Regions from separate parts of the Mus musculus genome. Here region 1 is linked to region 2. A link is a loop called in an ENCODE intact Hi-C map of the cell type or tissue named here. Cell type or tissue: heart. All regions are shown on one strand.

Evidence for each region. Peaks named below come from ENCODE experiments on the same cell type or tissue, not always from the same donor. Only the 100,000 strongest peaks of a DNase experiment are listed, where the experiment ranks them.
Region 1: it touches region 2 in a loop (2.9-fold over the local background); 2 of 42 quality-filtered maps call a loop at or near these places.

What each region holds. Positions count from the first base shown.
Region 1 is chr17:11,970,992-11,978,991 of GRCm38, reverse strand. All of the region lies in intron 9 of Prkn (parkin RBR E3 ubiquitin protein ligase), which reads right to left. It overlaps Gm46604 (a long non-coding RNA gene), which reads left to right. Exons shown (of 6, transcript XR_001782243.2): 2 at 2,472-2,584; 3 at 6,107-7,561. Among named protein-coding and RNA genes, the nearest start is that of Gm52293, 56 kb to the left of the region's middle. In heart, CTCF peaks have their summits at 3,833 (motif pointing right) and 6,140; a DNase peak (open chromatin) is centred at 3,611; H3K4me3 peaks cover 379 bases; H3K27me3 peaks cover 3,860 bases.
Region 2 is chr17:10,517,102-10,525,101 of GRCm38, reverse strand. The region is part of intron 4 of Pacrg (PARK2 co-regulated); the gene reads left to right. All of the region lies in intron 2 of Gm16168 (a long non-coding RNA gene), which reads right to left. It overlaps Gm52294 (a long non-coding RNA gene), which reads left to right. Exons shown (of 2, transcript XR_003952283.1): 2 at 1-8,000. Among named protein-coding and RNA genes, the nearest start is that of Gm16168, 28 kb to the right of the region's middle. In heart, a CTCF peak has its summit at 4,961; no DNase peak of the experiment used is centred here; H3K27ac peaks cover 868 bases.

The DNA.
Region 1 (8,000 bases), 1.5 Mb before region 2:
CCCCCCCCCCCAAAACCAAAAACAACCAAACAAACCTATTTTGTGAGCATTTGCCATGGGGAGATGAAATTCTGTCTTATGTGTGTTACAAATAAGAGAGTTAAGTTGGGCATTCATGCCTTTTTCTCTTTCCTGAGCCAGGATGGGGAAGATCTTAGGTGCAGGCTCTGGGCGTGCTATGGCCCTGCTGGGTCTGCGGCTTGGCACACCAGTGTCTGCTGCCCTTGGAGGGAAGGATCTCGAAGATGCTGGCACCTGGCATGCGCAGATAAGCAGCGTGTGGCAACCAGACGGATGGCGTTGAGTTGGGGGTGGTAGGAGTGGGCCTCAGCTGGTGGTCTTGTTCCAGAAGAGACAGCAGCTGTGTCCTCTTCCGGCCTATGTGTGGGAGCTGCAGCTAGTGCGGCTGCAATTTAAGCCCTGCCCTCACCTACCACCCTCTGGTCATTTCTCAGTCTGGTAAGAGAAGTCACACTGCGAGAAGCTGTGCTCAGCGTTCTGCGAAGATTAGGGTCTCCTAGATCAATTGCAAGTGGGCTGCAGCTGTTTGAGCCCTCCAGCCGGCACTGCCAGCTCCTGGCTGCCTCGCTCCTGGCTCTCAAATGTGGGCCATACGGAGCATTATGAGGAAGCAGATGGGGGTGGGGGCACTGTACAGAAGGTGGGGAAAGAAATCAGTGGAGAGGATCCGGTGCTGATGGGGAGGGGTAAGGACGGGCACCACTGGCAGCCGTCTCAAGCACAGAGAGAATGTTTAATCCTCAGAAGGATTTGAAAGCTCCTAAAACAAACAATGCGGGCTTACCACCCACTCAGAATGACAGGAAGGTGTGTATTGGGGTGAGGAAGGCAGAAAGCAGAGGCCCATCCTGACACTGTTTTGGTCATGGGTACAGGCCAGTGCTGACTCCCCTATCTTACTTTATCATGCAGGGCAATAGATGCTGAAGCAACAATACAAACCAGGTGGCTTTCCCAGGACAACTGTAAATTCTGGTCTCATTGTGAGATAAGATTTATTTTCTCTGGTGAGACCCCCTCCTTCAGAGAATCTGGGTACCATGGTGATAACAGAGCTGAGTAGATCAATAGGGCGTCTCATATGCCCCTTTACTCCATGTATGCTTATGAAGTCTCAACTATGCCTGTCTCTGGCTTTAGTGGGAGACTGGGGAGCAGACAGACGGACAGACAGTTCTCCCCTGGCTTCTCAATGTGTATCCTAGGGTACCTCAGGAGCGGAGTGGAATCCTGGCTGTTTGACTCTTTTTATTTATTTTTATTTATTTTACCTGTATGGATCTTTTGCCTGTATACATGTCTGTGTCCCACAGGAGTGCCTGGTGCCTGTGGAGGCTGCAGGAGGGCACCAGATCCCTAGAACTGGAGTGACACGTGGCTGTGAGCTGCCCGGTGGGTGCTAGAAATTGAACCCAGGTCCTCTGGAAGTGCAGTCAGCTCTCTTAACCCACCAAGCCATCTCTCTAGCCCCAAGTTGTGACTTCTTTGGGAGCTACAAGAACCTTTCCCAGTCCTTATACAACACCAGTGGGCAGAGAGCCTGTATATGAGGTCAGAAGTACCTTTCTGATTTATTTATGGGAATTATTTAATTTTTGGACAGGAGCCTCTGAGGCATAGTATGGAAGGTCCCATCACTTAAAAATTCTATTCGACTGCTGATCTTCTGCCCCCATGTCTCCTGTCTACATTTCATCAAGTGATTTAAGCTTGACATATACATGTGCAACAGGGTAGAGAAGGGTTTAGCAAGCAATCGGTTCATCAACTAAAGCTAGTGGAGGCATCACGAAGGCCCAGGCACCTTGTTTTGGGGGATAGAAGCCAGAGTGGGGTGCTGCAGTAAGACCTGAGGGAGAAGAGGGGTTCAGGGCAGGCAGGAGGACGAGTAGCTGGGGGTGGTATTAGGGTTGTCTCAGATGACAACAGACTGGGAAAGGAACAACTGGGAGGGTCTCAAGGCTACCTGTAGCCTGGCCAGCCAGAAAAGGCCAGGGACTTCCTGGTTCCATTATTCCCTGGTCAGTCAAGCTGAGAGAGAAGCTGTGTGGTCATTCATGGATACCAGGATGGTGCCAGACAATTGATATACGAGACTGCCCCAGCTCTGGGTGAATTAATTTCTTTTTAAAAGGGGAACCTGTCCTGAGATGGGTGGGGAAGAAGTATCTACAATGTGAAGGCAGATGGGGTGGCCCCCCTGCGGCCCTCTGCTCCTGTTGTCTTTAGAAGAGTCTGCACGCAGGAGATGAAGCAGTGGAGGAGACAGGACTTAGTGAGGGGATGGGGCCTGAGACGGGAGGCCAGGAGGAGAGAGTTATTGCCATCCCCTTTCCTGGTGTGAGAGGATCCGGAACGTCACATAATTTAATGTGCACATCCTCCCTCTTTGCTGCAAGGGACTCCCAGGGGCATATACTGATCCTGGTTCATTCCTCCTCTGATCACAGTGGAAGAGGAGACACAAAGCAACATGTTCTGGACGACTGAGGCAGCTCCTAAGGTCCCAGGCTTTGCAGCACCACATCCTCTGCCTGAAGACTGTTTTCTCAGGCCTGAGCTGGTGAGTGTTCCGTCACTGTCAGGTGGTGGAACTCTATGGGTGGTCCTGGCCTTCCAGGCTCTGCTTAGATAGCAGAAGCCTGGGGGCTGTCTGGATGGTCCCTGACAGCCATCCGCTTCCCCTGAGAGTTACTACGACAGTGTTCTCCCTTCTCTTCCCCGGACCAGAGTTCTGAATGCTGAAACCTCATTGAGGAGACTAGCTATGGAAAAATGTATACCAACTTCCAGACTTTTGGCTGAGACTTTTTTCTTTTAAGAAGCAGAAAAAGGCAGGTAATGCGAGCCTTCTGTTCAGCGGCGTTTTCGGTATTTCATGGCCACTTTACAGTGTGCCGATGAGCTTGATATATATATATATATATATATATATATATATATATATATATATTTTTTTTTTTTTAAATGTCTTCTTGGTTTCCCCTTCTCTGTGTATTTTTAATGGAAAAAAACCATTTTTCACTTGATGAAGCTCAAGACTCAACAGGCATAAAAGACAAATTACCCCTCCCCAGGTGAGGCCGATTTCTGCAGAGCAGGATACAGAGGGCAGCGTGGGGAGGTCTTTAGTCGGCAGTGTAGTGTGCACACGTGGGAAATTAGTGGGAAATCTGTTTCTTCTGACCTAAGGTTAGAAGGCCTTCCTTAGGCGGCCTTGGTGGTCTAACTATGGGACAAGAAGGGGCACAAACACCTTCACCCCAGAGCAGTCAGAATAGGGCTTTCCGAGTGTCTCCTCTGTGCTGGCGCTCTCTCCTGCAGCTCCAGAGCACTCAGTGAGAACCTTCGCCAGCCTCTGTGCCCCTGTCCCTTGTCATCTGTGTTCTGTGCACTCAGCCATGGCCAGGGCTTGACCCTACCAACCCTTAGCTAGGGAGGTCCTGGAGCTCTGCAGGCACACTGGCAAGTCCTGGCCTTGACCAGCTGTGTCCAGCTGTGCTCCAGCTGCTCTTGCACATGCTCACAGATTTCCTGCTGGGAACCCTTCCTTTTCCCTCTCAGTGTTCTCCTCCACCGAGGTCACATGGCGGTACTTAGGGGACCAGAAGAACTCCTTCATGTTTCCTTGGGTCATGGCCACTCTGCAATCACTTCCACACAAGAACAGTGGGACTGAGTGACTTCAGCTGACCGGTGGCCCAACAAAGTCTGAGACAGTCACTTCTCACCCTTCACAGCATGGTCTGCCGACCGCAGTCCATCATTACCCACCTGGCTTACTTACTGTCCTGTGGCCGTTCCTCCACTGTGAACACCAGAGGGCAGCAGTGTCTGGCTCTTTTGATCCCCAAAGCATTTCAAATGTGTTCTAGAACTGGTACCCGGTGCACAGATAGTACCCAGTAAGGATGGATTGGCTGAGCAGATGAGGTAAGGGATGCTGGAGAACCTAGGCAGCCTGACACATACAAACACAGCAAAGAACTGCTCTTTTTCTGTCTCCTCTCCACCCGGTCCACCGCTGCCTGCTCTCTCACAAAGATGAGCTTTTTACATTAGCTCATAATGATGACAAAGGCTTCCTGAGTCTAATGGACTGGAGCAAGAAGGAAGGTGGTCTCCTTGGGTACTCTCATTATCCCTCTGAGAGAGCAGAAGCATCCATGATCTGGCTGTGTCTATGAGTGAGGTTTTCAATGCTATGTATATTCTGATGGAGGTGTGCTGTCATGCTGACAGGCTCCAACCCCTCCTGCCGGGGCTCATCCTTTGAAGGTCTTGCCTGTCTACACGCACAGCATGTGTTGGATATATAGGGGGGGGGAGATGGATGGGATGTATGGCATTGGAAGCCATGTCTGTAGAAGAAGCAATGAGAAATGAGAGGGGAGAGGGAGAGGGAGAGGGAGGGAGAGAGAGGAGAGAGAGAGAGAGAGAGAGAGCTATGAGCCAGGGAACCAGTGGGGCCAGCAACTCTGCCTCCTCTCCTGAGCCTTGAACAGATTGTGTTTGCTGGTGCACAGTTTTGATGGCAACCAGGTCTTACTTGTTTGCCTATGAAAACCATCTGATGGCTTCATGACCACGTGTCCCCGATTCAATCTGTGACTCAAAGAATATGAACTGACCTTCTCATGTAATGCTGAGGATGGGATTTGTTCATAAGAGGAGGAAGAGAAAATGAAGCTGTGTTGTTCCCAGGAGCTGGGGGGGGTGGGGGGGGTGGGGGGGGGTTCCTTAGGCATAAGAAAGTTGAAGTCATTGGCCTTTGTGATTCCCAGGTATTGGAGACTTTATCTGTCAATCAAATGTTTCAACCACCTCTGGGTTTTAACAGCCAGACTCATTGGATGGAAAGTGTGTGTTGTGTTTTGTAAACTGGCAGTATAATAGGGCAGGAGGGAGCACCTCAGAGGGGCAGCTAAGGTGTTCCCCCGAGGGATCACCACCAGGCAACAGGCCTTGTACAAAAGGAGGTTTATTGGGGGGAATGGAGGGGCACCTGGAAAGAGGGAAAGGCAGAGCAACGAAGGGGGTAGAGAAGGACAGAGAGAGAAGAGAGAGGAAGGAAGGACAGAGAGAGGAAGAGGAGACAAGGCTGGCCAGGGACATGTGGGGAATTAGGAGAATAGAAGGTGGAGATAGAGAAGGGCACACACACATGAAGGGGGGGGCAGAGAGAGAGAAAGAGAGGGAGGGAAGAGGGAGTTGGAGTAGGTGAGCAGTCCTCCTTACACACCAGGTTGGCTTGCACCTGGCAGGCAGCTATGCAAGCTGTTGCTAGGTAGCTCTTGGGTGGAGCCTAGCAGAATTATCCCTAAGCCAACGGCGCAGGCTTTTGTAAATTAACAATGTGCAATAAATTCCCCGGGCACAGGGCCCTGGGTGAAGCTTAGCCAAGGACAGAGAGAAACTTGGCTTTTCTGCCCTCAATCTAGCTGCTGGGTTTGCCCCTGACCCACAGCAGTGTGACCTATCAGGGGTCTCAGAAACCCTGGGGACTGCAGCCACCTCTCATGGGATCCAGCCAACTTCATGGGCACCTGGCAGAGGGTAACAAGACGAGTATGTAGCCACCTGTATAGCTACTGCGTCTAGACCGGCTTATTCTCACTGAACAGCCGGGGGGCTGGTAGCTGTCCTGAGAAGACATCGGACAGATCCATGGAAATGCTTAAATCTCAAGGCTGCCGAAGCAGGGTGGGGGATTAACTTTGGAAATGTTGCTATGTAAATGGTTTAAATGAACAGTGCCTTTGGAGCAGCCTCTGCTGATCGATCTGTTTAACCAAAGGAGAGAAGAAAAATTGGTGACTGAAGCCAAAATTCTTACTTGGCACCAGCACAGAAGAACCTGCAACAGACAAGCCGGTTTGTCAGAAACCCCAGGGATTTCCGACTTACCTTTGTCCAGAAATGTCCTCTGCCTCTATCTACCTGTCTGTCTCTGTGTCGTTTTAGTTTTTTTTTTTTTTTTCAACTCTAGTGTTACCTCTTTCCTCTCTCAAACAGAAGCATTTGACATTATTTTGGGCGGTCATATAACAACTGAGAACAGTTGCTTTTTTTTTTTTTCCTACAGATACGTATTACTCTGATCTACCTATAGATGTCACTGTTCATTTATGACAAATCATCCCCGGAGCTCAGGCAATTACCTCGGCTAAAATAACAAGCGTGTTTTCTGGAAATAAAATAACCAGCAAGTACCGAGAGAGAGGCATTTTCTCTCGCAGGTGTCTCCAAATCAAAGCTGAGGTGCGAACAACAATTCACTCTTTCTCCAGGCCTCCCACACAGTGTTTGCTTCCAGAACTTCAGCACCGCAGTGAGAGCTAGCTCTTCCTGGCCTGGCAGTCCCTCAGCCCTAACTGCCTGACCCCATAAGCATTTCCTACTTGTTTTAGCTTGTGAAGGACGCTGGCGTTCTGAGAGACAGGAAGTAGAGTTATACTGTATTTCAATATAAACAAAAAATTCTGCTACCCATTGCTGCCTACCGAGAACACATATACCATGGATGTTGAAATGGATGGAATGTTTCAGTAAGTCTCTAATAATAAGGGAATGTAAGCACAGCATTTATACAACAGACAGAGACTTGTATATTCACCCAGTGACTCATGCATGATAATGGTTGTTAGTGCTGTTATTTAGATAACCAAATAATTGGGCTCCTTTATGGAGGATGATATGTTAGACATAGTCTATCCTTATCCATACATTATCTTACTTGGGTAAATGGTTTAAATGGAATTATACCATATGGAGTGATAACCCCTCTCCCCCATCCCCATTCCATAAACTATCTGATGGAAATGAGAATGAGAGACGATGAAAACCTCCCTTTCAGTAGCTGCTGAGGGCGACCCAAGAGGCCTCCCAAATGGTACAGGTTATTGCTGTCACCCATGGTTGCCTCCTGGAACTTGAAGGTAAGAGCCTGGTGGTGAAGACACTACACACTTTGGATACGGAACTCAGAGGGGCTGAGCTGGTTCTGACCTGGTAGAATACCCCATCCCTGAAGGCTGCCTTTTATAGTATTGCACGGTGCAAGTTGCCAAGGAGGAGGAACAGCCAGTAGTCCTACCCAGACGTGAAGTCTAAGAAGCATGTCGATGACTAGTGGGGCACTTGATATGTTATGGTGTAATCATGGCACGTACACCACAGGGTTAACCAATGGCTATCTCCGTGGATTTAAGGCCTGCACAATAGGCTCACTAAGACCTGTTCATGCCTGTAAAATCTAGCCAACTACCCACAGCCAGAGAGGTTGTATATTTGAGAAGAGAACCCATGCTGGCATTTTCCTAAATCAATATATCTTCTTACGGTGTCCTAAATTCTTACCATTGTACCCTTCATTGAACAAGCTTCTTTTGCAGAGCGTGGAAATGACTACAGAGATTCACTACTGCTCAAGATGCAGAGAACGGGTAACTGTGGTGTGCCCAGTGCCCACTGGTGTATCTCCAACCAACCCCTACACCCAAGGCTCAGGGAAGATCTATATAGAGGAGGGAGAAGGAAGGTAAGAGCCAGAGGATTTGGAGTTTTTTTTTTTTTTTGTTTGTTTTTTGAGATAGCATCTTATTTGTTTATTTATTTTATGTATGTAAGTACACTGTAGCTCTCTTCAGACACACCAGAAGAGGGCATTGGATCCCACTATAGATGGTTGTGAGCCACCCTGTGGTTGCTGGGACTGAACTCAGGACCTCTGGAAGAGCAGTCAGTGCTTTTAACCACCAAATCACCACTCCAGCCTGATAGCATTTTTTTATATGATAATAAGCTGCAAGGATGAAATGCCTAAACCAGATCTGCATAATGACCCCAGCAGCCAACATGCCAATGGGAGTGGGGAAATTACACAAGGTCCCATCCTTAGATGAAAAAAACTGTGGCCGCCAATGGCTGCTGAGGAAGAGAGAATCAGTTTCCTTCAGGGACTTTGCCCTCTGATAGAT
Region 2 (8,000 bases):
CTGCCAGTGCTCCTGCCAGTGCTCCTGCCAGTGCTCCTGCCAGTGCTCCTGCCACAACTGAGAGGAAGCGTGGAATGCTATGCTTAGGAAAACGGTTCACATACGCACACATGCACACCAGTTTTTTAAAAACAGAAAAGTAAGGGAGTCTACCAGATGATGCTAAGACACTTGCATCTACCGCCCTCTTCTCCTACTCTTAATCTTCGTGGCAACACCATCATACAGGCGTATGTCCAGCCCCAAGTTAAAGAAAGGTGACTTACACTTCAGTACTCAGGTTTCCACTCTGGCTTCTTCAGCTGTGTTCTCCTTGCCAAGAACTGTCATGTGGCAATTCTTCTTGCCATTTCTACTGTGACATGGTCTCTGAACTTCTCCCAGACACTCCTGTCTCCTTGTTCACCATATCCAGGATGTCAAAATTTCCCTAAGTTCAGTTTTAATTACATGTTTCCCCTCTCCCAATATCAGTAGCTATCTGTATTCCTTCAAAGGGAAATAAGCACTGTCTTAGGACATCGGTGAAAGTCTTTGACAATATAAGTGGAATTTTCTCCCTTTAGGTCATCAGTTCTCAACTTGTAGGTCTAGACCCCCTTGGGTTCTACATATCAGATATTTACATTACAATTCATAACAGTAGCAAAATTATGTTTATAAAGTTGCAATGAAATTATTTTATGGTTGGGAGTCGCCATGACATGAGGAACTGTAGTAAAGGGTCACAGCATTAGGAAGGTTGAGAACCACTGCTTTAGATATTTTTCTCTCACGCATATTCTGCTGTTCTCCATGAATCTTTTATTCATGTTTCCTTGCCTCAGGGAAGCCGCCACCCTGAAGCCCCACATGTCCTGCAAAACTCAGCCCTCACTGGCTTCTCCCCTGGGTCCTTCTATAACAACCAGAGTAGTGGTGAACTCACACCTTCATTAAGATGCATTTACTGCCCACCACCAGAAGTGCCATTGTGCCTCCTGCTTCCCATGATGCACAGTAATGTCTCCTCCATGCCAGAGATTTGCTCATTTCCATTGCTCCGTTAGTCTCACTGTAAATTTGAAATCAGGCAGAAAGCTTACTCTTGGGAATAAAGGTTGTCTGCTCTCTGCAGTCTATCTGCAGGCATGCGAGAAAATTGCTGTCACAGATCGTAGTAATATGTGAGGGAGTTAATCTGATCAAGTGACTTTTGTCTTTTTTTTTTTTCCTTGTATAGGTTTCTTTCTTTTTGTCCCCCATTTTGTTTTTAGAGACAGAGTCTGTACTCTTCAGTGCAGGTTAGACTGGAACTTAACTCTGCAGCCTCAGCCTTGTAATAGCAATCCTCCTGCCTCAGCCTCCCAAGTGCTGAACTGCCAGTATACAGTACCAAGCCTGGCTTCCTTTCCTTCTTTACTGCTGCAGCTTGGCAGCCTCCGTGTGTGCAGATCCTGTAGCTGTCTCCTGTGAAGGCCCGTCTCTTACCTGTCCACTGTACTTAAGACAGTGCCTGCTACCTACTACATGCTCTGTGAACATTTCTACACTTTTCTCTCAGCATACAACTCACTTAAGATTTGATATGGAAAGGTGCACATCCAATGCGAGATTCCATTGCAAAGTGTCACCTGGAGGTTGGTTTAAATGTATGCAAGTCAAAATGTCCAGCCCTGGTTAGCGTCTCGCATGGAGGACAATGCTGTTCTGGCCCAGGAGAGCTGTGTCTAACTGAGCTGACACCATTCCCTTTAAAATGCTGCTTTTAGGGAGACTAGGGCAACAGCACTCAAAATCCATACCTCCTCCCTAAGAGTAGAGGGGTAGCACCCCAACATTTGCAGCAGGGCTCCCCAAAGGTGGGAAGGAATTACCTCTCTGGCTCTTTCTCTCTGGCTCTAGTTTCTTGTGTCTGTATTTTAACAGAACATAAAAGCCTACGCAGCACCAGGAGCCCTCAGTGAGATCATCTCACTGGCAACTTGAATTGGGTCTCTGCCGGCTGCTTCTCACCTGACTGCTATGCCACACCCAGGTGTCCCCTAGAGAGGAGAATGTCTCCTGGAACATCTGTGTAGAAATTGTCCCCAATGTTGGCTCAGGAAGGAGAGAATGGTTCCTAGCCTTCCACAACTGCAGGCAGGCACCTTTCCCTCCCCCACATTCCTGTTCCTGTTTCCATGGCCCAGGCTGCTTGGGTCTTCTGCCATCCCTGACCACCTCCTTTCTGCAGCAGAGGCAGCAGGACCTGCTTCCTCCAGAGGTCAGCATGGCTGAGAGGGCCTGGAGCCCTTTTCCCAGGTCTCTGCCCCAGAAGCTAGACTCACTCCTTCATCCTTCTGACACAGGGCTTTATGCAGGTCTTGTTCTGCACTCTGTGAACTCCAAAAGGCCTTCTCTGAGTCCGTCTGGCCTCATCCCCCTTCGCTGATAAACTTCTAGAAAACACTGTCTTCTCTGGAAAGCTGCTTTCTTCCTTTTCCATTCGCCTCATAAATGTTTCCCTGAAGCTCCTCTCACAAAGCTGTCAGCACCTCCTTGTCCCCAAGTTTTTTTCTTCCTTCCTTGCTACCTGTGTGATTCCTCTTCACATCCTAACCCACAGTGGGGTGACTCTGCTCTTTCTCTGTCCTCTGGCCTACTAAGCATCAGCTACTAACAACTCTGCAGCCCTCACAACATCCAGAACGTGTTGGCCCTCCCTCACACCAGTCTGGGATCCCTATCACATGCCCACTGCCACTGTGCAGACCCTGGGCCTCCTTCTCTCCTGGGTCTGGTCATTTTCTTTTACCTACTGGAAAGCTGAATCTGATCTCCATTTCTCTCTCTGACTCCAGGATATCCAGACTCCTCCTACCCAAGATGTCCCCGTTCTTTCTGCCTATCTCCCTAAGTACGCAGAGGCCCACCCCCACACTCTCTAAGAAGTGAGTTAGTTATGTGTCTCCCTTTCTGATCCTCTTCCTGGTTTCAACCCACAAACTGACAGTGTTCCTGAGGCCACTGGCTTTCCAGATACACCTACCATCTTGTGGTAATGGAGATCGCCCACGTCTTCATGACACTAGACAGGTTAATGTGTGCCTGCCGTGAGCAAGCTATGTCAGAAACATAGGTCGACATACACATGCCTTTCAGGGATTATTTTGGAGTTCATTGAAGGGCAACTAAACTCTCAAGCCACATCAGTGTCATTTTTCTTTAATCTTCCAGGTATTTTGATTTCGTTTGATATTCCTATCATTGACAAACACAGGTTCTTTATTCGGTCTTAATTGATATTAAGAACTCTCAGACCTCATATTACATTTTGCATGATGATACCTAGACTGCAGGATAGGGTTAAAGCAGAGCAGTGCAAGGACCCTCCTGAAGAAGACAAAGACTGAAAGATGGCAGAGATGCTAAGAGAGTCCCTGCAGGTAGTTATGTGTGAACAGAGAGACCCAGCTGCGGGCTGTCGAGGTGCAGGGCTGATTCAAAACGCCAAGCTGCTTAAAAGTGTAGCACTGGCTCCAGACACAGAGCTGGATCCCAGAAGGATGGCTGTTCAGTGGGCTGCATGAAGCTGTGGTGACACACTGAGTTAGCTCAGGGACAGAGGCAGGAGTCCATCACCTGTCAATCTCGTGATGCAGATGGCAGATGGTCTAACAGCAGTGGTCCCACAATGGGCAGTAGGTACCTCCAGACCTTGTTGGTGATGCAAAGGAGGCTTGCAGCATCCTCTGGTCCGCTGTATTCAGGGAACCACACAACCTGGTTTTCCTGATGCGGTTTTGATACACCCATGCATCCACGAGCTCCTGATTGAATTTGGAAAGTTGATAGGTGGTAATACTTTGTTATCCATCATAGTTCATGCTGGGCAGAATGTTGTTCCCTTGCACAAACATGAGGCACTATGTCATTATTTCTACTCAAACAGGAGCAAACTGCTACTTTATTTAACTGAGCCGTTCTGGACCAGGGACCTCTGAGAACCCTCACAACTGCTGTTCTGAGCCTTATGGAGCACTTTACACACAGTCCAACCTGCCCACCACAGCACCTCAGTTTTACCATCTCTTAAAAAGGTTAACAACAATAGCTACCCAGTAAATCCTGAGGTCCATGTCAGTGGGTGGCACTGGGAGGACGCTGGAGCATTGCAGGCACAAACCCATCCTTACCAGGCCACTTGGGTCAAGTCTCCAACTAGCTACAGCCTCCCCTCACAGACGTGTCCCTCTGGGTGGCCAGCGCTCCTCAGAGCACTCCTGTCCTTCACTGCCTCTCCATTTCTCTGTCTCGCCCCACTTCCTGTCTGTTTCCCACCAGCTGGACCTCAAGGTCAACTCAATACCACCTTCTCGAGGAGTTGCTTCAGGCTCCAGTCAGCCTCCTCTCACCCCACAAAAAGGATTTTAAAAATCGGAACTCACTCTCTCTGTGTGTTTCTACTAGCACTCAGGATACAGTTCCAATCTGTACTCCTAACATCACACTGTCCTTTCTCCTCTGTGTAGGTGACCTTGATAATTGTGCCAGGGGTTCCCCACCTCACCCCTCTCTAGTTTAGTGACTGGCATGGAGCAGGCAGTAAACATATTGGCTACATTTATATTTCTCATAATGAATTTAATGAAAATCATGACCAAAGAAAATATTTATTACCCATGATTTTTATTATATCAGTATCAGTTTAGTATTCATTCTGCCCCAGAAGTTTAAAAAACCTATTTCAGATCTTCTCTTTAAAATAATGATTTTTGAAAGTAAATTTCTTAAGATTGAAATTTATCAAACTGTTTTGTTCTTTCAAATTTCTATTTCCCAAGGAAATAAAAGTCATGAGAACTGAAAAATGCTCACTGTCCTTTAACGACAGCACCAGTGTGGTAACTACTTTGGACTTGTATTTGTAAGGAGAGAGACAGCGCCTTTATCTGGGAGCCGTGTTTGCTGGAGCTGGCGCCCCCCATCTTCCTCCAGAACAAATGTTTGTTGTACCGCTTTTTGCTTTTTGTTTTGTTTTTGTTTTTGTTTTAATTCCTTGCTCTTTAGACTATTGCTTGAAATCTTACGTTTTTTTAATGTGTTGCCAGGTAGAAAAGCGATAACAAATTCCGTCGCATAGAGTGGCCTGCCCTCCTCCCTCCCTCTGCCATCCTAGTCAACAGACTTTTGTTCCAGGACTGAAAAAGACAGCCTCCCACTAAACAAATAAGCTCTCCAGAGGGTGTGTTGTTCTCAGGTTTTCCTGTGAATTTACCACGAGTCTCTGCTGTGGTATGGAATGTCACAGGAGGGTTTTTTTTCCTCCCTCAAGAAAAAAATAAAATGTGCAAAAAGGCTGGTTTTCTTTTCCAGCCGTGATTCCTCTGCCTCTATTCAAGCCAGCACCAGCGTTTGTGGATGTCGGAAGGAAAAGGCTCATTTGAAAACGCACATCTACACTCCAAGCCTGCCCACTCGCACTGTTCTGTGGTGAAGGAGAATTTCCACTGAGCTTGTTCTCCACCTGAACTCAGATATTACCAAAGCTGTATTTTCACAGCAGAGTATAAAATAAAAGCAATGTGTAAGAAATTCCTAGGCCTGTTCTCCAATGCTCCTAATAAATGCTTAGAAAGCCACATTTATACTTTGAAGCCCTTGGCATCTGCCCTGAATGTGTCCTGAAGCCCACCGTCTTTCTTCTTTAATTTCAGTTTATTTGGTTTAATGATAGTTACTGAACATAAATGCCAAATTACGATGGCACTTTCCAGCTGTGTGTGGAACTTTATATTTTAAGTACCAATTTGTGAAGAAAGAACACTTCCAGCTCAGTTCTCATCAGCATTAGAGGTTTCAGCAATTACCAATTATTTTTCTAAATTACCTATTTTAATTAAGTAAAATATTATGAATTTAAGATTATGAAGTGTTCAAGCATTATTTCATCTTTAGCTAATTACCAAGAAAAAGGAAACATATTTGGGGACCTTGTGTGGCTATTTGTGGAGCGAAGTGCTTTCTCTGTGGCTTCGGGGCCTTTGTTTAAGAGAAGCAGTAAAATCCCTTCCTTAGGTCTGTTACCTATGTGGTCCCTGCAGAGGACAGCCTGAGCTCAATGTTGGTTCTAGTATGATGTAATATGGTTTATATATAGATGCTTGGGATGGTAATGGTAATGGCCACTTGGCCATTGGAATTTATCCCAGCTCCTCAGGGGCATTCTCAGAGGGCTAGTGTCATTGGCCCACTCCCTGAAGTAGACCCATGCCCAGACATTAGAAAAAAAGCTAGTTGCACCTGCAGACATGACCACATCAGGGTTCACCTTTGACATCGCCATCCCTAACTTGATGGTGGGTGAGCATCCTACTCCTCCTTGCAGGACCCCATATAGAAACAAGGAAAGCCGAAGAAGCCTGCTCCAAAGTTTCATCTGCAGGAAGGTGTCCAGCACCATTGGCAACTGGCACCAACAACATGACTTTGAAAAACAATGGCTTCATGCAGACTGACAGCCCAACAATGTTATTTCCAGGCAGAAGTCACAACTGTCTTCCGCCAGTGTGTCCCTTGGCATTCCTCCCCTTGAATGTGGCCCATTTGTGCTTAGGTCCGTGTAAGGCAGAGGTCAAGCAGGACTCCTGCTGGGCTGTGGCAGTGAGTGCCAGTATCCTCAGCCTCGTGAAATAATCATGCAGTCTTGATGAGGTTGTTAGAGGATGATAAAGGGAAATGGAGACAGTTTGTGACATTTATGGACACATTTCTACTTAGAATAACTTGTGTGTCTGCTTAGATGCTGGCTAGAAACTCCCGCTGTGAGGAACGGCCGCCTGGCTTTTTACTCTTCAGATTGAGGTTTAGCTTTTAAGCCAAAAGTGTCATCAAGAATCCCTATGCCTGTGACCACCAGGGCAGGTGTGGCTGCCAGGCCTGGGTCTGCAGCTGAAAGATGCCCAGGGCTGATAAGGAGCTGGTTGGGGTGGGGGGTGGGGAGAGGTAGAGAAAAAGACCCTTTTATTGGTTTTGTTTCATTCATCCACGTGATTCTGGAAATCCACTTGGAAAATTGTCCTGATGGGTATTTTAACTGAAACGCTACTTTTAGAGTTGTTTTCCAATCTATTCAGCAAGCAATTTTAGGTAATATGTTTTAAAATACAAAAGAAATGAATTTTGCCATTGTTTCCAACATAATCATAAGAACTCTTGGAGTTTCTAAAGTGGGAGTCTTCTACATCGTTTAGATCTGTGGCACTTGACAATTCGAAGCATCCAAAATGATATAGGCAAACTGGATGGATGGCCCAATTACATGCAATGGAAGTCAATAAAGATAAACGCAAGCCACTGTCTTGAATGGTAATAATCCCGTAAATAAAAGATAAGAAAGAAAACCAATTAGACTTCAGCATGGTGAAAAGATGAAGAGGTTTTGATGAGAGAAAACAGAGTACAGTCAGGAAAATAGCCGATCGTTTTATGGCTTAGCAACCCAATTGCTACTGAGTGTAAGATGCATGGAGCTAACCCCACCTCAGACAGCACGGTTCTCGGCCACACCATGGGGCTCCACAGGCCAAACACAACCTGGACAGATGAGGTGAACGATTCCAAGCAATGGTCAGAAGACAAAGAGCATAAGACCTACTCAGGGAGCCAATGCAACTTTGACCCAGTGATGCTGTGTCTCCAAAAGGAGGTGACCATTTGAGGGGATATGCAGAAGGAACACTCTGATGTTAACCCTTCCAAGTCCTCTCTGGGATACCTAGATCCAGGCCAACGTAAATGGCAGCACCCTTAGCAGTCAGCCCTGGCACAGGCTTATGGGAGGAGAGAGGCCAGAGAGAAAGCATGTCTGCAGCCAGGATGGCATTGTGGCAGAATTAGGCATAAACACCAGGTCTGTTCAGGCAGCTCAGGGCGGCGCTCTGACGGTTCCAGCCACGGTAGTTCACCGGCAATCACCAGATCCCACATCTAGATCTGCCTCTCGGTTACATGCTGTCCAGCCACTTTCCCAAGTAAAT